2 separate regions of the Homo sapiens genome follow, and region 2 is linked to region 1. A link is a loop called in an ENCODE intact Hi-C map of the cell type or tissue named here. Cell type or tissue: PC-3. All regions are shown on one strand. Links, peaks and the distances in the headings refer to the core of each region. The heading gives the core; the rest is flanking DNA. Region 1 has its middle 33 kb from the start of LINC00558. Region 2 has its middle 100 kb from the start of LINC00458.

Region 1 (2,921 bases), core at 125-2,624:
ATTTAGTTAGCAAATGCCTTCGTGCCTCCCTGCTCACCGGTATATTTGCTTTAGAAATGAATGTTACATAGTAGATACAGACTTGCTTCTTTAACTCTTTTCAGAAATAAAGTGTGTGTATGTGTGTGCGTGTGTGTGTGTGTTGGAGGGGGTGGTGATCAGTGTCATGAAGTACGCAAGGAATACATTAAGCATGGATATGTGGATTGCATAATTTAAAACTGTCCTGGGGCATCCTTAAATTATGCATAGGTTTTGTTTTCTTATTTTACGTTTTTAGAGGGAAGATACTTGATTCTGCAATTTCTACACTGTTAGCATTATCTAAATCTCTCTCTCCGTTGAATGCTAAGCATCCATAAGAAACCATGCCATCTGCTACTCAGAGTGTTTTCCTAAGATGCTTCCAGGTACTCATCTTTCCTCAAACCCTGTTGTTTTGTGAAGACACATCAACTTCCCATCATGTATAGAGCGATTTCGTTAGACCTCACATTTACTTGTGTCAAAACAATGGCATCGACCCATTCAGCAGCAATTTGGAAGTGTTTTAATAATTTGTTGCTTTATTTTACAGTATTTATTTTGTGTCATCATTTAAAATCAAATAAAGACAGGATTCAGTAATTCTACTGTTACGTGTGAGTTTCACAGATCCTGAACTTTCTTTCCCTCTTTCCTCATGTTTCAGGGCAAGCGCCACCTTCTGTGGCTGTGCATACTCTACGCTATAACATGAGCTGTAGGTTTTTCAAAGCAAATAACCTTCATTTCACTCACAAACACACTCCAAGCTCGCCCTCCACTTTTGAATAGTGTACAGCTAAAAACCGATGGTTAAAGAAGAAAAATAAACTGTGATAATCTGGAAATGAAATTGAATATAGCGATTTTATTTTCTTGGGTCACTTTGTTTTGTAAATCAGCAATTCAGAGCGCTGCAATTATTTATCAGCACAGGACATTGTCTTTAGTAGTTTACTGTTTAGAGGTCTGGCTTCATTAAAACATTACTTTTAGGTCACTTTTAATTACTATTTTTGAGGACATGGGGTATATGTTTATATTGTGTCCTTTTAATGTGAAGCCAAAGTTTAACAAGTTGATATCCCAAGTCCTACAGACGTTTTAACATTTTCCAATGATTGCAGCTTTTACTTTACCGCTAGGTGGCAGAAGAGTTTTAGTTTCTGGTGCTGCGCTTTCGAAACTTCCACTAAGCACTCAGCTCATTCCCGCAGCAGCTGAGGCTGATATAAATGTATAAACAAGCAGAAGCTATATATGAGACACACCACCATCATTAAAGCATAAAGCAACAACTTTAAGCCAAGTTCTCGGCTTCCGATGGTCTGGTGAAACCAATGCTTTGCTGATGGGCTGAAGTAGAGGAAGGAATCCTGAAAAAAATGACCGTTTCCTGAGGTTAGGCTTTGTATGTGTGTTTCTGTGCCATTGTCCAGGACTAGTGCGTCCAAGGGAGACAGCTGGCAACTCACATATCCATTGCTGCTTGGAAGGATTTCTAATGTTTCCACCTGACTCTGCTATGGGCATCGTTGCCTGAACCTTGTAGGAAGAGGAGCAATAAAGCAACATAAAGTCAAAGAGCAGCTAAACATGGAAATGCTAAATTTGTTAGATTGAAAAGCATACAGCTTGAGGATTCTTAACAGTGAGAGGTTAGATACAGAGTTAAGTAGGAGTAGAATTTGAAAGCAAAACATTGTATTTGTATATAGAAATATTTGCTAAGTTGATATCCAGGCCGTCACCCAGAATATATGAGTTTTTGCAACATATGGAATATTAACAGTAAAGTCAGGGCGATTCTTTGGTCAAGCACAAAGAAAGGTACTTGCATTTATAGAGTATATTTTATGAGTTGTGGAGAGGGGATTTTTTTTTTTAATCAGACCAACCATTGTATTTCAGAATAAATAAAACCTCTCCACTTAGGAAAGCACAAGAGGTATAAAAAGAAAGGAAAAAGTGTGTGCTCCCATAGGTAGGGGAGAGGCACAGCAGCTGCCTTCTTCTGGAAAGGCAATAATCCGTAGGTTGTATTCTAAGTTGACCCACCTACATCTGCCATCGCAGCCGGCACCTGGTGCAGGATGAATGACATGCAATACTCCCCAAATGTCACTGTCCAGCCGTGTCCACCAATTAAAACTAATAAACATTCCTCCCCATGCTGAAGATGTGCCGCCAGCCCAGCGAGCTGCAGGGCCGGCGATGGCAGAGCATAATAACTGCAGTAGCAGCAGCAGCAGCCAGAGCCCTGGGCAGCAGGTGCACTTGGCCGGGAACAGGGAAGGGCACAGTGTGGCGCTGGCATTGCCTGCTCACATATTATGCAGGCAGAGCTGAGTTGTTTACAAATTGATAGCAGAGGGGATTTGGTTGGAGAGGGAGCAGAGCACAAACACACTGTACTCAGTGCTCAGAGAAACCTGAGAGGGGTCCTGTGCTGGCTGCTTGGGTGCCAGTCACCCTAGAAAAAGTCCTCTTTCTGCCCCCCTCACTGCACACCTTAGCAGGTAGTACAGGCTCAGTTGCACAGGCAGGCAAGTACACCTGCCAAAAAACTGAAGGATTTTCAGTGTTGAGAACCAGAAAGCTTCTTTCTTTCTCACTAAATGTGCCTCTTCCAGGTCATATGGACATGCAAGATCCATCTGGATATAGCTTGATAATTGGAATACAGAAAAGATGCAAAATTTAAGAAAGGTCTTAAATGGGAAAAAAATAAACCTTCAGGAAGGAAAGGAGCTTGAAGTTAGGTCTCGGTATCTACTGGGAGTTAGGGGTTTTAGTCACCCCATTATGCTGACTCTGTCTGAAATGAGTCGGAGAGTCCTGGGAGTGTGGAGTGGCTGTGTTGGGGTCAGCACGTGGGGCTCAGTAATGCCAGCCTT
Region 2 (2,921 bases), core at 99-2,598, 250 kb after region 1:
CTAAAACTATGAATATTAGGCCAATTTACTGGTGCCACTGTGAAAACTCTATGAGATGCTTTATGAAAATCGTATCATTTGTACTTGATATTCCCAGAGAAATTTAATTATAATTAGTCAATTTGTACATTAAAAGATATTGTGTTCAACTTTAAATATAAATGGAAGCACAGAAAGCAGTGACAGCAGAAACTTAATTCCATGTTAAATGATATCAAAATAATTGGTCAAGAGGAAAAAAATTAGGGAAGAAGGAGTTGAGAGCAAGCAGAAGGTGTCAGAGTGGTGTCTGCATACTGCAGGTGGCATCAGTTAGGACATGAAATGAGTTTTCAGGTGAATAAGCACGGAGTTAATCAATTTGAAAAGAAAACTGATTTTACACCTACATATCCACAATTCTTTATACAAAACATTTGGGGCAAGATGCATATGGAAAATGGAATCCTTTGGATTTTAGCAAGGTAACAAGGAAAATGTACTTTATGATATAAAACATCTCAGTAGGGTTTGGACAGCATCTTACAATTAAACACATTACTATTTCTTTATATAAAATATGTCTTTTCAAATACCACAGAATAAATAAAGACCATAACTATTCACATATCAGTTTTGGTTTGGTTTTGCCAGCAAATGAGTTCCAGTGACATTACAGTGTGCTGCCAAATGAGAGTTAACAAAAAATAAAAGCAACAAAAACAAAAATAATCAAAAACAAAGCAAAACAAACTTTTTATTTTCAGAGTTCAGATTTTAGAACTGTAGATAAAGGACTGAGGCCCTGTAATATATGTGTGTTTTTATAGTGTCCGGCTTATCCTCAAATTGTTTTAGGAGAGAAAAAATTTATTCACCTGAAAATATTAGAGATTGTGTTACTATAACATGTAATCCAGAGATTCAATTTTGCAGTTCAGGTAGCACAGCAGCAAAGGAAAAATATTAAACCAATATATGTGCAAAGGGCAGTTAAAAGACAAATTTGTGTGTAGGGGTAAGTAGGAGGTCTTAGCAGGCAAAATTCAGAAAGACCAAGAAAAAAATTTCTTGTTGCAGTTGTGCAGGTGTTTTTAGCATGATTATTGTCCATTCACCTCCAACTGAGGTCCTATGGATGAGATTCATCAGTGTGAAGACAATGACAATAGTATGTGATAGATGTAGTGTTAGTGGTATGTCTCAGCTTCCATAGACCCTGAGGCAGAAGCACTTACTTTTGCTGAAGACTAGAGGAGGCCTTACTGAGGAAGTCCTGCTTAAGTTGAGTCTTGGTAGATGAGTCATCTTTCAGTCAGACTGCCGGAACTTCAGTGTGCTTTGATGCATGGAATAAGGAACTGTGGCTGTAGACATGTTGCTATTGCATATATTGAATACTGGTGACTCACTAGCAACAGTTGGGTCTGTTCACAAAGGAGACTGAACAGACCAGTGTAAGAACCACCTTTCCTGGTCACAGCTGTGGCTATTTCACTGAGTATGGCCATTTTGTTAATTACCTAGATTTTATTCCAGCACTTTCTTAGTATGCTAACTCTGCTCTTATAGCTTAAGTTTCCCCCATTTGTATTCACCTGCGTGTTTCAATCCTGTTAAGTGGAGTTAGATGTGAAATGTGACTTGGAATCCATGGAAATTACTTTAAAAATTGTGATATTCTTCTATTTAACACAGGAACAGCCATGTAAAAACTACTGGAAAGCACTGTAGTCAAAGTTTGTTTTACCCTGACAAAAAAAGACCGAGTAAATAGACATTGTGAGCCTTGTATTTCAGCTGTGCATGATGCAACAGCTTCTTGCCAGCGAAATAGAGGAACCCTAAATAGGCAACAGTTGCAGTTACAATATTTGCTGAATCCAATACACATGAAATAATGAGGCAGTCGTCTCTAAAGGCTTGCAGACCAGCTGAGACAAAGCAGAGAAAGGAAAAAAAAATTCAAAAACAGAAAGAAATTGGGAACTAGCCAATCCACTGGTTAAGAATAAAAGGCTCAGTTGGGAGCTAAACGGGGCACATAGTAGCCTAGTCCGATGGCCTGAGCAAAGTAAAAGCTGAAAAACCAAAAACGAAAAACAAAACACTTAAGTCAGAAAAAGAGATAAGTCAGAAAAAGAGAGAGAGAAAGGAAAAAGAGAGAGAGAGAAAAGAGAGTAAGAGACTCTAAGACTCTTAAACATGACTATAGCTCCTAAGACGTAAAGGACTTTTTCAACTGAAGAGGTTAAGGAATTTTACCATGTTTCCATATTAGTACAATTTACAGGAAAAAAGCTAACATCTACCAGAGGCAGTCTGACTTTTCTTTCTTAAATGAACTACTGAAAATTTGTCTAGGCATATGTCCCAAAGATCATAGCTTATGAACCTAAACCGTTTGACAAACAAAGCACTGATGACTGGTCTTGTGATTAGATTCAATGAGCCTTCATTTAATATTGAGAAAAGAATAGTTAAAAATTTAGTATGTTATATTTTAAAAAGCTTCAGAAATTGAGCTAATTAATAACTTCAGACTTCATAGCCATAGCTCCATTTATTTAACTCTTTCATTCCTTCTCTCTCTTTTTCTTTTTCCTTCTCTTTTTTCCTTCCTTCCTTCCTTCCTTCCTTCCTTCTCTCTCTCCCCATACCCACTCTCTCTCCTTTTCATTCTTTCCTTTGTTACATTGCTATAGTTTAAGCAAGTACTGAGTAAAGTACTAGTAATTATTTTTTATTGTTGCTTAATCCAAGTAAAGACTATAGTGCTTGGGCATAATTGACTCAGTGGAGGTATAAAAATATAAATTACGTCTAGAGTTTTCACATTTCATTTGGTGTAAATTTTATATTTTGACTTTTAATATTTAGATTCATGTTTATTTTTTCTCTCAAAAATCACAGTCATGTATGGAAGCAACAGTCAAGAAGTT

Evidence for each region. Hi-C counts contacts between places; a loop is a spot of excess contacts. Peaks named below come from ENCODE experiments on the same cell type or tissue, not always from the same donor. Only the 100,000 strongest peaks of a DNase experiment are listed, where the experiment ranks them.
Region 2: a loop joins it to region 1, with 14 times the contacts of the local background. A loop is called at or near these places in 1 of 110 quality-filtered maps.

Annotation. Positions count from the first base shown.
Region 1 is chr13:53,781,420-53,784,340 of GRCh38, forward strand. No RefSeq gene overlaps it. Among named protein-coding and RNA genes, the nearest start is that of LINC00558, 33 kb to the right of the region's middle. RefSeq lists a silencer at 1,115-1,409. In PC-3, for the core only: a CTCF peak has its summit at 1,163 (motif pointing right); no DNase peak of the experiment used is centred there; H3K4me3 peaks cover 898 bases.
Region 2 is chr13:54,028,090-54,031,010 of GRCh38, forward strand. No RefSeq gene overlaps it. Among named protein-coding and RNA genes, the nearest start is that of LINC00458, 100 kb to the right of the region's middle. In PC-3, for the core only: no CTCF peak of the experiment used is centred there; a DNase peak (open chromatin) is centred at 1,312; H3K27ac peaks cover 488 bases.